2 separate regions of the Homo sapiens genome follow, and region 2 is linked to region 1. Evidence: chromatin contacts called from ENCODE Hi-C or POLR2A ChIA-PET data. All regions are on one chromosome and are shown on one strand. The core of a region is the stretch at or near the end of the contact, and the rest is flanking DNA. Distances in the headings are between cores, read along the strand shown. Region 1 overlaps CCN2-AS1 (CCN2 antisense RNA 1). Region 2 overlaps CCN2-AS1 (CCN2 antisense RNA 1).

Region 1 (6,306 bases), core at 974-3,473:
CTGGAATAAAGAACTGAACACAATGTGTTGGAAAGACATCAGATCTTGGAATAACCAGGTTGGAATCCTGGCTCTATCACCTAACTAGCAGTTTGACATTGAGAATGATACATAACCTCTTTGAATCTCTTTCTGCGTCTGAAATAGGAAGATAATAACACATGCAAGAGATGATATGTGTCATGGGCTCTAAAATGTCTGCTGCGGTATAGACTCAATAAATCTAGATTGCCCTCTGAGATCCCAGAGGACTTAAGCAACAGAAAGTCAAGTAAAAATAGCAAGAAACCGTTGTACTCTTCCTATCTTCTTGCTCTTAGTTGAGAGCACAGGATCTGTTAGCAAAATGTAGTTCATATGGTGCATTTAATTTTGCTAAAATGACACTTAGGGAATTTTTAAAGCTGGATCCACAATATAACTAAATCAATGATATAGCAAATGGGTGATTCCATTAAGCTTGAAATTTTCTCAACTTACAGATAAATCAAAAAGAAAAAAAATCTTTCTTCCATAGTTTTATAAAGTTAATTAGCTCCATATATCCATGAATAGGGAAACAATCTCATTACACTAAGTATTTTTATTTTAAGGGCCAAATAGCTTCATCTAGATTTGAGAAGTCATTCAGAAGTGTTCAAAACCAATATAAAGATCACTTTATTTCGAAGTATGGCTTCTTAGTGATGTAAGAGTCAAGTTTCTACTAAATTAATAAAAAGATTTAAAATAGAAACAGATGAACTCATTATGAAGTGCTTTATACATCTTTGGATTTTCATAACTTAGAAAAGCAGAAGTCAATCACCACCAATTGGACACATTTCTTCTACTTAGCTCCAGTCAGAGCTTATGACTAAAATGATTTTGAATTGTTCTGCATAGTTTTTCATGGATTTGGAGAGATCTCACTCTATCATTAAGAATTTGGCTGGCATATATCTATATGCCTACCCTGTCAATTGTTATTAGGTATAACAGTCTATGATATTGTGAGTCTGTGGCTTTTAAAGAGATGTTCATTTCATATATGTCTTAGTTTTAACGTATAAAGCAGGAAACAGGTGAAATATGCCTTAATCGGATAGATTGTGAGTCCTTTTGTAGCAGGGAGCATGCTTTCTGTGACTTGTACCTCCATAAAATTAAGGGAAGAGTTCAGAGTGCAGTATGTGCTTCCATAAATATTTTAGTGGTGATTAGAGAATATAATATTCAAGTGATTTAGGGGTTTTGTATGGCAAACTTTATAATGTATAATTTCAAAGACCGTTTTTCCAATTAGGGGCTGTGTTTATTGACGATAGGGATGTAAATTACTTATATCTGTAAGAGCAACGTAGTGCATTTAGTGGGCACTCAATAAATGCTAGTTGAGTAAATGAATGAAAAACAATTTGAAAGTTATTTTTAAAAGTTTATTAAGTGAACTTCAACTAAATACAAAATAGGGTAAAAGTATAAAGAAATATAAGCTTAAAAATAAATATTCTAAGAAGCTATATTAGTCAACAAACTCTCTTGGGGAAGGGAATGTACTTCCTTCTTGTTAGAAAATGGTTTGTATGAAAATGAATAGCACCTGTAATGGTTAATTGTCTTGCTTTAAAATCTCAGAGGGCAGAGGGAGTGCTCCCAGGTAAGTCCAGTCAATTTATATCCTATAAGCTTCATGGCCTGCTCCCTCAGTGGTGGGGACATTCTCTTTTGTTCTCTAAATGTACAATGAGACACATTGATCTAGAAGCACTGAGATTTAGTGCCAGTGTCAGCATTGAAAACTGAGGCCAGCAATAAATATCAATATATGGAAAGCCAAGCATGCTTAAAACAGTGTGGTAGGCCCGGAGGAAAGGGCAAACACTGAGAATATGAGAAGAAAAGGAGCAAAGTCCCCAAAGGAGAAAGAAGTGTCTTTATTTTCTACATTTCCTGTGAAAGGCTAATTTTGCTGCTTTCAAGCAATTCAAAATGATTATAGGTGAGTTACTGCTGCAAAGATGCTTCTCTGTGTGTGTGTGTGTGTGTGTGTGTGTGTACACACTAGCAAGATCTCTTGCTTTTCAAGAGGAAAGGTATTTTTATATTCATTTAATCATTTAGTCTGAGACTTCTGATTCTCTTAATTTGTCATCCAAAGGGGGTGTGTCCAATTTTTCTCCGTGTGTCCTCAGACACAGAAGGCTGAGGGAGAGTGATGCAGGCAAGGGCTGCTGACTGGTTTCCCCCACCCGCCTTCCTCTGAGCCTGGCCTGGTGTGTGGCTGCTGTTTATACCTGCTGAAGTGCTTTCTGTGTTTGAGTTGGCGCTGCCAGCTTACACGTTAAAGCCCCAAGATGTTCATGAGGTCTGTCCCAGAGCTTTGAAACCTATGAGCTGGCGGCTGGGGCGAGAAATGTCTCTCTCAGTTTTTGGGTGAACTCCATGTTTTTTCCAGGAGGTTAGATCACTGTCCACAATCCAGGCTTGCTAGACAGAATGTAACAGTTGCTGTTTGAGACATCCTGAACTTTTAAAGGCAAAAGGCAGAGGAGGGAGGGAGAGGAAAAAGCCCAGGGTCAATTTAACAGCTGGAAAGGAACATTTTTATATCTGGTCAACAAAGATTTTTACTGAACTGGAAAGCTTTATCATCAAGCAAGGAAAAAATACCACTTCTTATTATGACAAGGGGGTATATTGTTACAAACTTCCCAGGTCCATTCCAAGTCATGTTTGAGACCAGACCAGATTCATCAGTGGTTGTGGCAGAAATATTAGGTGTGATATAATTTTTGTAAAAATTTACCTGGCCATCTCCCTGCTCCTTTCGTCAGTCTGTAAAGATTTTTAGAAGACTCATCTTTTTCACAAATGGCAAAATTCTGAAAACTGACACCTACTTGTTCCCTGCCCACAGTTCTTGGCTCTTTCATGTTGCCCTTTTTGTCATATTAGGAATATTAGTATCTGTTTTTGTTGTTGTTGTTGTAGTTGTTGTTTTTGAGACAGAGTCTCACTTTGTCGCCAGGCTGTAGTGCAGTGACGCAATCTCGGCTCACTGCAACCTCCGCCTCCCAGGTTCAAGTGATTCTCCTGCCTCAGCCTCCCAAGTAGCTGAGACTACAGGTGTGCACCACCACACCCAGCTGATTTTTGTATTTTTAGTAGAGATGGAATTTCACCATATTGGCCAGCATGGTCTTGATCTCTTGACCTTGTGATCTGCCTGCCTCTGCCTTCCAAAGTGCTGGGTTTACAGGCATGAGCCACTGTGCCTGGCTTATTATCTGTTTTGTTGTTGTTGTTGTTGTTTGCCTAAGATTTCTCTCCTTCATCTCTTTCAATGAAAAGTCTTAGTTCATGGGGAGAATTCTGTTGTTGTTATATAGCTGAGTATGGCAGGAATTCTATATTTTGCTTCTGTCCCTATGTGTGTATGAATGAACTAGAGACATGTAAAAGACCTCATACCTGAAAAAAATTGACAGAGATGTCAACTACTTATATCTGTAAGAGTAGAAAAATTACTAAAAAAATTTTAGTAAATTATTTAAAAGTTTTATGCCAAAGGGCAGTAATACGTCCAAGCAAAACAGTAGACACATTGAAGAATAAAATTTAAAGCTGGATATGATCGAATTCCAAGTTCATGGCAACTTTGTTTACAGGAAAACATAATAGAGCCCTTGTCACATTCTCCCCTCTGCCACCCCCAAACAAGTACAAAGTCTATGTTCTTATAAATATGTTAAGAATTTCATCTGTAATGTTTGTTTATGAAGACCATAAAAATGCCTTTGAATGAAGTAAGTCCCAGTCTTATTTTGCCAAGCCAAGGGAAAGAATCCTTTCTTTTGGTCTTCCACCTAGAGAATTGCTAGTGAGGCGTGAATGGTCTCTTCTTGACTCTTTAAGGTAGCATATTTATACTTGGGCAAAACTCAGTGGTCTTCCATATCATAGTGACAGCCTCTTTCTACCTCCCTCTCCATACCTCTTTCTAATTCACATTGCTTGCCTGACAAAGCTGAAGAATGTCTAAATTGAACATTTAATTTGACCTTGTCTGGAAGCAATGCCATTAGAGACAGACCTATGTTATATCAACTCTGATGTGATTATAGCTGTCCCAACATATGAGATGGCTTTGTTTGTCATTCAGGAGGCCTACTGATGCAATGTGTATTCTCTGGACCTCTTCATGAAAAAAAAAATGTTTATACCTGTGAGCATGTCCAGATGGCAGTGAAAGACTCCCATTCATGAGAGCAGCACTCAGCAATTCATGGTTGCCAAAGTATGCAGCGAAGGCATGCCCTCTGCCATTCCATGGCCTTGTAAGGAAACAGTTTCTAAGGTGACAGACTAGCACCCTTGAGGCCAGAGACCCTAGTGTTTTAGATTGGGGGGATGTGGGGAGGGCAGGGGGACAACATGAAATAATACCGAGAAAAGCAGTTTTTGTCATTATTCTGGCAATTTAGAAAGGGGAAAGAGTGAGAGTGGGGAAAGGAGAAGGGGTTCAGAGTTTTCCGCTTTAGGTCTCAAAGAAATTTAATTCAGATCTGCTCTGCGCATTGTGAGCATAATGCCCTTTTCATGGGTTAATTTCAAGGACATAGGAGATTAAATTAGGTCCAAGGCATGACCAAAGGGACAGGCTCTGGGCTTCCAGGCTGTGATTGTCAGGTGGTAAATAGGCAGGCACTCCAATTCTCTTGGAATCTGTGGCATTCTTGGGATTGCTTTTTCTGTGTGATATTCCCTTAACGCTATCACTGGAATGGTAAAATGTCACTTGAACAAGAGTTCTCAAGGAGGTATTGCTGACCCTAACAATATTGATGGGAAGGATTTTTTCATTGGACCACCTCCAAATGTAGGAAAATCTCAGGTGACAGCTTCTAGCATCCAGCTGTATTGTAGATTATAAACTCAGTAGGCAATGCTGAAAGATACTATGTCTTTCACAGAATTTGGCACATCGTTACTGCTTCATACCCAATACGTTAAGGGTAGGGAGAAAGCTTTTTGTGTGGATGCAGAAAATAGCTTTAAAAATTAAAGAGGTCCTCAAGTTAAAAAGGGAGAATTGTTTCTGATAACCAAGTTTGCATTTGCTTAATCTTGGTGTTATTGGAGAAAAAGAAGGGTTTCTACACATCACACTAGGATTCTGGATGATGAAAGCATAATAGCTTGCTTTTGCTAGCTTTCATCATGTTAATGTTGTTTGGGTATTATTGAAATGGCAAGGGGCCTGGCATACATGTTATTTTCCAAACCTAAATAGACTTTCATGAAGCTATCTGGTTGTATTGGCATAACATGAAACCGATTCTTAACACCCAATGGTAAGCGAAGTAGGGTAGACTAACAAAGAGTCAGTTTGGGTTAGAAGAACTTCCCCTTGTTCAAGTTTATTCTCTTTAGTTCAGCACTTTTTTGGATATTTAACAGACAAGGATACAAGTGAATAGACTGGCTCTTTGATGCTCCCTGATATGGCACAGCAGAGGGCCAGTGGTGGGGGGTAGTCAATCCGGCCACCACAGAAACTCATTAAGTCACAGGGGCCATGAAACTGCATGGAGTTAATGCAGTCTCCTACCATTTGTAACTAACAGGCTGGGACAAAGGCCCCTTAGCACACACAGAAACTACGCCATGTAAGGGATTATTCGCTGTATCCCAATTAACATACTACAGTGGTCTCCTCGCTGCCATCTAGCTGCAGTAGGCCTGGCCCTGTCCTGCTATAACAACATTATAGTAACCACAAGAGGCCCTGGAAACTATCAGTCATTTCTTGTGTTGAAATGCTATTAATTCCCTGGAAACTTATATTAGGTAGAGGGAGGGGTGAGCCGAATGGAAGCCTTCATGAGGCCTCAAACAAAAAGGGCCATAGAGATACCTCCTAAGAGCCTGATCATGAATACCTGTATCAAAATTGAGGAAGAGGACTCAAGGGAACCTCATAAGATTCACTTAATAGTCTACTTTTAAGCTGGTGAATTTTAAGGCACCCAGAAAAAAGAATTAACTGTTCCTTTCTTAATATTTCCAGAAGAAAATACTACATGTAATCTCCGAAGTGCCAATTCCATGTTTCAGCCCCTAAGGATGTCTTGTGTCAAATTTACATCCTAGCTTTTTCAATCAGACTACTTCCTTTTACTATTTATTAGTTGTACATAAAGAGAACAGTCTATCATTCCACTCAACACAAATTTGAACAACATCCTAAAATTTCCTCTCAAAGGAATTAACAAGAGTCCCTAACTTCTACACAGATTGTAGTTCATAAGGATGTTTGGAAAT
Region 2 (6,306 bases), core at 1,536-4,035, 44 kb after region 1:
AGTAAGGCATCAACTCGTATCTGCTATTAGTACTGATGTCAAAAGATGTGGCATGCTGTTGTCTGGCTCCTCTTAAAAGGAAATTAAAACCTAAATTTGTCTCATGTGAGTATTCATCTCATATGATTGACCCCATAAGGCCACTAGGAAAACCGAATGGGAAAAAAACCCAGCATCTCACTTGTAGCTCCAGAGGAATAGGATTTGGGTTTGGGCTGTTCTCTTTGGTCCCTTTTAATCTGACCAACCTGATGCTTCACCAGCATAAAACTACTTTCTCCCAAGGTTTTCATTTGCAGAAACAGGAAGACCCTTGAGACCAATAACTGGTTATTTATTTTTAAATGTTCTAAAATAAAAATAATAGTGTGAGGCTTTTGCTTGAGCTTTCTTTCTGAAATGACCCTTGACAGGAACTGGAAATAGTTCTTGTCAATGCAGCCATTATCTCTCTTGTGACCAAACGGGATGTGGGAGGTAGGGTGGAATTTCTGAGTTCTTTGTACATAGGAATAAAATGTCTGTCATTTAGTTAAAATAAATTATTGATTTTTAAATCAAATTAAAATATTGAGTCACACAAGCAGGTACTGTACTTGAATTTTCCCTTATTTGTAAGAACTGTTTTTCACTGCTTTATGAATAGTGGGGAAAAATAAGGGGATATAAATAACAAAAACATGTTTTGGGCTTCATGAAACCCAGAAGGCAATTATAGGACACTCTGAAGAAAAAGTTTAAATTACCATAATTTCCCAGGAAAATAAATGATCCACTTTCTTGCCTTATCAGGTAAGCAAGCTGACAAAATGCTTTAAAAACAACTTTGGGATACTTAGTTTCCCTTTCCACTGGAGGACTGTGCACAAAGCTCAAATTATGCTTTCCATACCCCAGTGCTTTCTCCTCTTCCTGGGAACAAGGGTGTTAAGTGTCCCCAGCATCACTCAGGGATTGGGCTTGAGAAAGTCTTAGGAGCAAGACAAATGATTGATTTTGCTGGAAGGGAAACAGAAAAAGCCGGGCATGAATTTAAGTGGAATAATGACAGATCGCTTTAGCGGATCAAATGATTGATTTTCTTCAGGGATTAAGAGATGATTCAATTTGGGATTACTGTATTATTGCTTCTAGATCTGCAAAATATACGTGTCCGTGGCCTGAGGGTAAAGAAAGTAAAATAATGGGTCGTATCACATACATTTCTTGTTTAAATTTCCTCCAAAGCTTTAATTATTTCAGGAATAAATACCTCCTCCTCAGTATGAGAATCTGGGGTTTTCTTGCTCTGGCCCCTACATACTTATCCTGTCTCTTTGGTGGTCTTTCTCTCCTTGCATGCTATATGACATCAGAAGCAGTGACATCACTGTACTACCCCAGAAATGGGCCTCTCTGCCTTTGAATCTCATACACCTTTTGTCCAGAACGCTTCCATCTCCCTTACTTCCCTTTATTTCCTAGGCTAACTGATAAATCATTATTTAAAACATTCTACTTAGCCCTGAATCTGGGTTGTATGTACTTTCTATGTGCTCTCAAAATATCTCTTTATTTTTCTCAATCATTACGTTTATCATAGTATATTGTAATCATGTCTTGACTTTGATTTAATTGGTGTTAGGTCAGGCACGGTCAGCGGTCTATTTAAAAAGCTCCCTGGTGATTCTGATTCACAGCCAGGATTATGACCCACTGAACTGGACTGATAGCTCCATGAAGATAGGACAGTTGACTGTCTAGTTCACAGTTATAAGCCCATTTTCTAGCTCAGTGCCAGAAACACAGCAAATGCTCAAGAAACATTTGATCTATACATCAAATGTCTTTGTATCTCCAGTGTTTGTACAATGTTAAGCACAATTGTTTGTTGAGGGAGTAAATGCATAAATATGTTAAATTCTACAAAGAACCCATACATTAGTAAATTATAGTCTTTGCTTTCACAAAGTTATAGTTGGATAGGAGTAAGGGAAATTGAAGAAACACCAAAAATTCTGATATTATCACTTGTACATATTAACAATGAAAACATTTTCAGTGGTTGTAATGATTTCTTACTGAGAATATGTCTCATGGTGAGGATTTTTCTTTCTTCTGAATGCAGACATTTCTTTCTTGTGAATGCAGACATTTTTGAAATAGTATGGCAAATGTTCAGTTGATCGAAGCTTTGAGCAAATTCTGTTTAAGTTCTTTGGCAAACTGCTTAAATCTTGTGAGGTCATTCCAGACCATTCGCCTTTCCCTGTTATGCACTGAGGCAGGAAATGTTTTCTCCTTTTTGAAATGAGCAATTCAAGGGGCTGGTAAAGAATGCACATGGTGCGACATGCTATCAGCTCCCGCCAGCTGTTTACCGTGGTCTTTTTCATTCTTAACAGGGACATCAAGTTCTTTTGGATACTAGTTATGGTTTTATACATAAGACAAAATAAACACTTCCTGTAGGGCTTTAGAGGGTAACTTCACTCAAGTCTTATCTTCCATTTTCTTCAACAAAAGAGGAAAAAGTAAGATTTGAGAGAGGATTGCTATTTATCAGGTTATGCTGTAGTCTGTTGGCACATTTTAAAAATTTCTTTTTGGATCCTGAAAGCAGTAAAACTCCTCACCTTAACTTTCCCCATCTCATATCACTTAATTTTTCATACTGTGAGTGATCATGGCCCCCACCCAAGGTCATCTGAGAACAATTGTACCTTAGTCATTGACATTCTTAAGATCTTGTTTAGAAGGGATTGTTTGGAGCCTTTGTAGTCTGACCTGAGTCATCCCAGACTGTGCCAGGGTGGCTAAAGAACTGAACTTTCCCCAAAGGAACTCTTGTTATTGCAGAGAATCTCCAGGATGAAACACACAGTTAGTGCTCAGTGCACATGCACTTTGTCTGGAATTTACTGTCTGAACAGGGACAGACCACGACCTTTTAATCAGGATAGGCTTAGACTGAATTTTTTGTGCAAAGTAAATTTCCTTCTCGTAGAGTTTACCAGAGAGGCCACCCTGTAGAAAGGTATGATGGCTTAGTGGGAAGGCTATGAGCTTTGGAGTCAGAGAGACTTAAGTTTAAATCCCATTTCCGCCACGTATTTCGTGAATTGGGTAAGACACTTCTTTGAAACTCAGGTTTCTCATGTATAAAATATAATAACTCACTCATGGTGTTGCCATGAAGATCAAAAGAGTTAAGACAGACTATGTCCTTGCCTCTGGATAGCACTGAAAAGGTCCACTTTCTTTTTTGCTTCCTTTGCTTGAAAACTTGTTAATGAATTTCACTGGCTAATCTATAGAAATATTTCTTATCTAAAAGAAATATGTCACTGATTTTGGCAAATACACATTTTATTTAGAAATATTAGTTAAAACTATGCTATGTGCTGTAAAAAAAGAAACAGAGTGCCTTCCTACTATTCAGATGTTGTAATTAAAACTTATATAGCAAAATATGTACAGAGCAACAAACATTTCAATAAGGGAGAGCGGAAGAACATAATGGAAAAGGCACTGAATCTGAAGGCCCGACCCTAACCTCAACTCTAGCTGCGGGATGGAAGGCTCACTTATAAAATAAGAATAATATCTAACTTAATAGTGTTGTTCAGAAAAATGAAAGGGTGGAATGTTTGTAGATCTGCCTGGAAAATGTAATAGCACAATACTCACATTTAATTATTAAGAATAGGTTGTATTTCTTCTCCTACTTAACAAAAAACAAAATATTTTAAGAGTGAGGAATGGTATACAGTTGGAGAAAGGGCATTTTTTTCATAAGCCAGGGAGGAAGATGGTGGGTTTAGTTGCAGCATGCTAACTGAGAGCAATTTTGCATTTTCTCAGCTGCCCCTTGGAAGCCCGTCTAGACTTCACGTAGACAGTCCAGGTATTTGCTGAGTGGAGTGATTAGGTGGGGCTGGGATATAGACCTGTCTGGAAATAAGTAATCTTCCCTAAACCTGTGTGGCTGTGGCACGCTTGTGAAAAGGACTGTGGTGTATAAAACTACGGATGGTAAGACTGAGAACTTAAAACAAAGTAGAAGTTTGTAGGAACAGCAATAAAAATGGTGTGTATGTTCATTCACTTAAATATCACAATTCGTATAAGGTCGTGAAGGCATCTGCTACTAAGGCAAACTAAATTTACTGGTATTAAAAAGTTGCTCCAATAGGTAATCTTTTCCTGACCGTCCTTCTTAATTGTTCTAGAAGTCTTCTGAAATAGATTCTTCCATGTGTTGCACAAAAGTTTTGCAAACTCATTTTAAAGATTTTAGATCTTACTGAGTTGGGATTCAACAATTTTTGCCCTTGTCATTTTTTCATTTCCTGAAGTATTGGCAAAATCTTTGTGTAGCCATTCTGTATGGTTCTGGTCTTTATCCCACATCTGAGTAGGTAGAGCCTAAGCAGGTCTCCCTTTTACACTAAATGCTCCTGCTCCTTGGAGAGCAGCAGAAGGAGCAGTAATGGCCTTTGGGCTCTTGTTTAAAAGGACTGAATTATAGAAACTATAGATCATACTACAGTAAGACTTTAAATTGCTAAAAATATATGTTCTTATCATGTAATTCGAAGCCCACATACAATGAGTCACTCATCTGGATTACACCTTGTGAGTGGGTATGGTATGTTACTATGAATGGACAAAACATGAGCTCATCTTTAGCAAGCTTTCACCTGAAGTTCTTTTTATCAAATTAACAAACAAGTTGCCCATGAGGCAGCGGTTTAGAGTTCAGTGAGTGTAGAGAGGATGCAGGGAAGGTTTGGGGAAGTGGACTTCTGGCTGGATATGATGATCTTCAAGGGGTACCCAGTGAGAGACCCTTGTGGTGGTGTGATTATGGTGAAGGGTTGACTGGAGAAAGGAGACACAGACAAAAAAATGGCAGAAGACCACGATTTTGACCACTGTTTTTTTTTTTGTTTTTTGTTTTTGTTTTTTGCCTAGAACTGATCTTATTTAGAAATAAGGCTTCAATCTTGCTGCTTTTGCTGAGGTGAAGTGTTTAATAGAAAATAGTAGACAGAGTCTACTTAATTATTGTGGCAACAGCTGGCCATCTTCCTTATACCATCCATCCTTCCTTATGGTGACCCATATGTCAGTATGGGTCTTCCACATATCTGAGCAAAAGACTAATAGATGGTGTAGCCCAGATCTTTTTATGTAGACCCTTCAGTTAGTGTATTCTTACCCCTGTAGAGTTTCTGTGTTTCTTGGTCAAATTCATTCTTTGCTTAAAAACAAAGCACAACACACTAGATGAGAGATGAGAACAAAGGTGCATGGAGTTTTGAGATGGGAAAATGACTACCACTTGGTTTTGGCAAGTGGGAGGCAGAGATGAAATAAATTGCTGTAGTGTGGGGTGCTGGGATTGCAAAGATGGAAGACGACTGATTGGTGGTAGCTGCTGTCATGTGGAATATTTCTTTCTAAATTTAGAGGGGAAATTGGGCTAGATCATCATATTTAATTAGAATCTTTTAAGTGTTATTTATACATGCTATTTATAGATGACCTAGAAAAGAATGATGAAAAAATTAATTTAAAAATCACTTAATATTCCTGTTCAAATCATTGTTCTTTTATCTTAAACCTCTTTTTCTTTGTGAAGACTATTCTTTTCTACATTAGCTAATCCTACTGTAGAAGTATTTTACTGGATATTTTTCTCTATCCTTATAATATTCAATTTCATATTAATATTATAATCTAAATTTATAAATACATTACATATTTTTAAAGAGCAGAATCATAGAATAAAAAAACACCATATTTGAACAAAGATTTGTAAATTTTTTTTTTTTTTTATGGAGTCTTGCTCTATCGCCAGGCTGGAGTGCGGTGGCACGATCTCGGCTCACTGCAACCTCCGCCTCCCGGGTTCAAGCGGTTGTCCTGCCTCAGCCTCCCGACTAGCTGGTATTACAGGCACACACCACCACGCCGAGCTAACTATTGAATTTTTAGTAGAGACAGGGTTTCACCATGTTGGCCAGGATGGTCTCGATCTCTCAACCTCATGATCCGCCCGCCTCGGCCTCCCAAAGTGCTGGGATTACAGGTGTGAGCCACCATGCCTGGCTTGAGCTTTTGTTTGTCAAATTCTATATTCATAATTGGAAAAGAAACATTTGTCAGACCAAATTAAAACCCATTAAATTAAAAAAAAAACAACCCAATTACATTTTCAAATTTCAGCAACTCATCTCTGAGCTGCTCTCTCTAGGTCTCTTCTGTGAGGCATCAGGGCCCCAGAGAGATGTTTGTTCACTCCCAGGGCTACCGTGGTGG

What was found. Hi-C counts contacts between places; a loop is a spot of excess contacts on that map. ChIA-PET counts read pairs that join two places held with the same protein, here RNA polymerase II (POLR2A).
Region 2: a map of Calu3 shows a loop between it and region 1 (2.1-fold over the local background). The contact joins two enhancer-like sites. A Hi-C loop is called at or near these places in 4 of 168 maps with a recorded cell type or tissue (Calu3, IMR-90, aorta and 1 more). POLR2A ChIA-PET finds 5 or more read pairs at or near these places in 3 of 52 experiments (B cell, HEK293 and activated naive CD4-positive, alpha-beta T cell).

The regions. Positions count from the first base shown.
Region 1 is chr6:132,018,013-132,024,318 of GRCh38, forward strand. The region is part of intron 2 of CCN2-AS1 (CCN2 antisense RNA 1); the gene reads left to right. Among named protein-coding and RNA genes, the nearest start is that of CCN2, 70 kb to the left of the region's middle. Within about 2 kb of position 2,224, at least 13 of the 41 ENCODE cell types and tissues checked have a DNase peak (open chromatin) inside an H3K27ac peak, as active enhancers do.
Region 2 is chr6:132,061,131-132,067,436 of GRCh38, forward strand. The region is part of intron 2 of CCN2-AS1 (CCN2 antisense RNA 1); the gene reads left to right. Among named protein-coding and RNA genes, the nearest start is that of MIR548AJ1, 51 kb to the right of the region's middle. Within about 2 kb of position 2,786, at least 3 of the 41 ENCODE cell types and tissues checked have a DNase peak (open chromatin) inside an H3K27ac peak, as active enhancers do.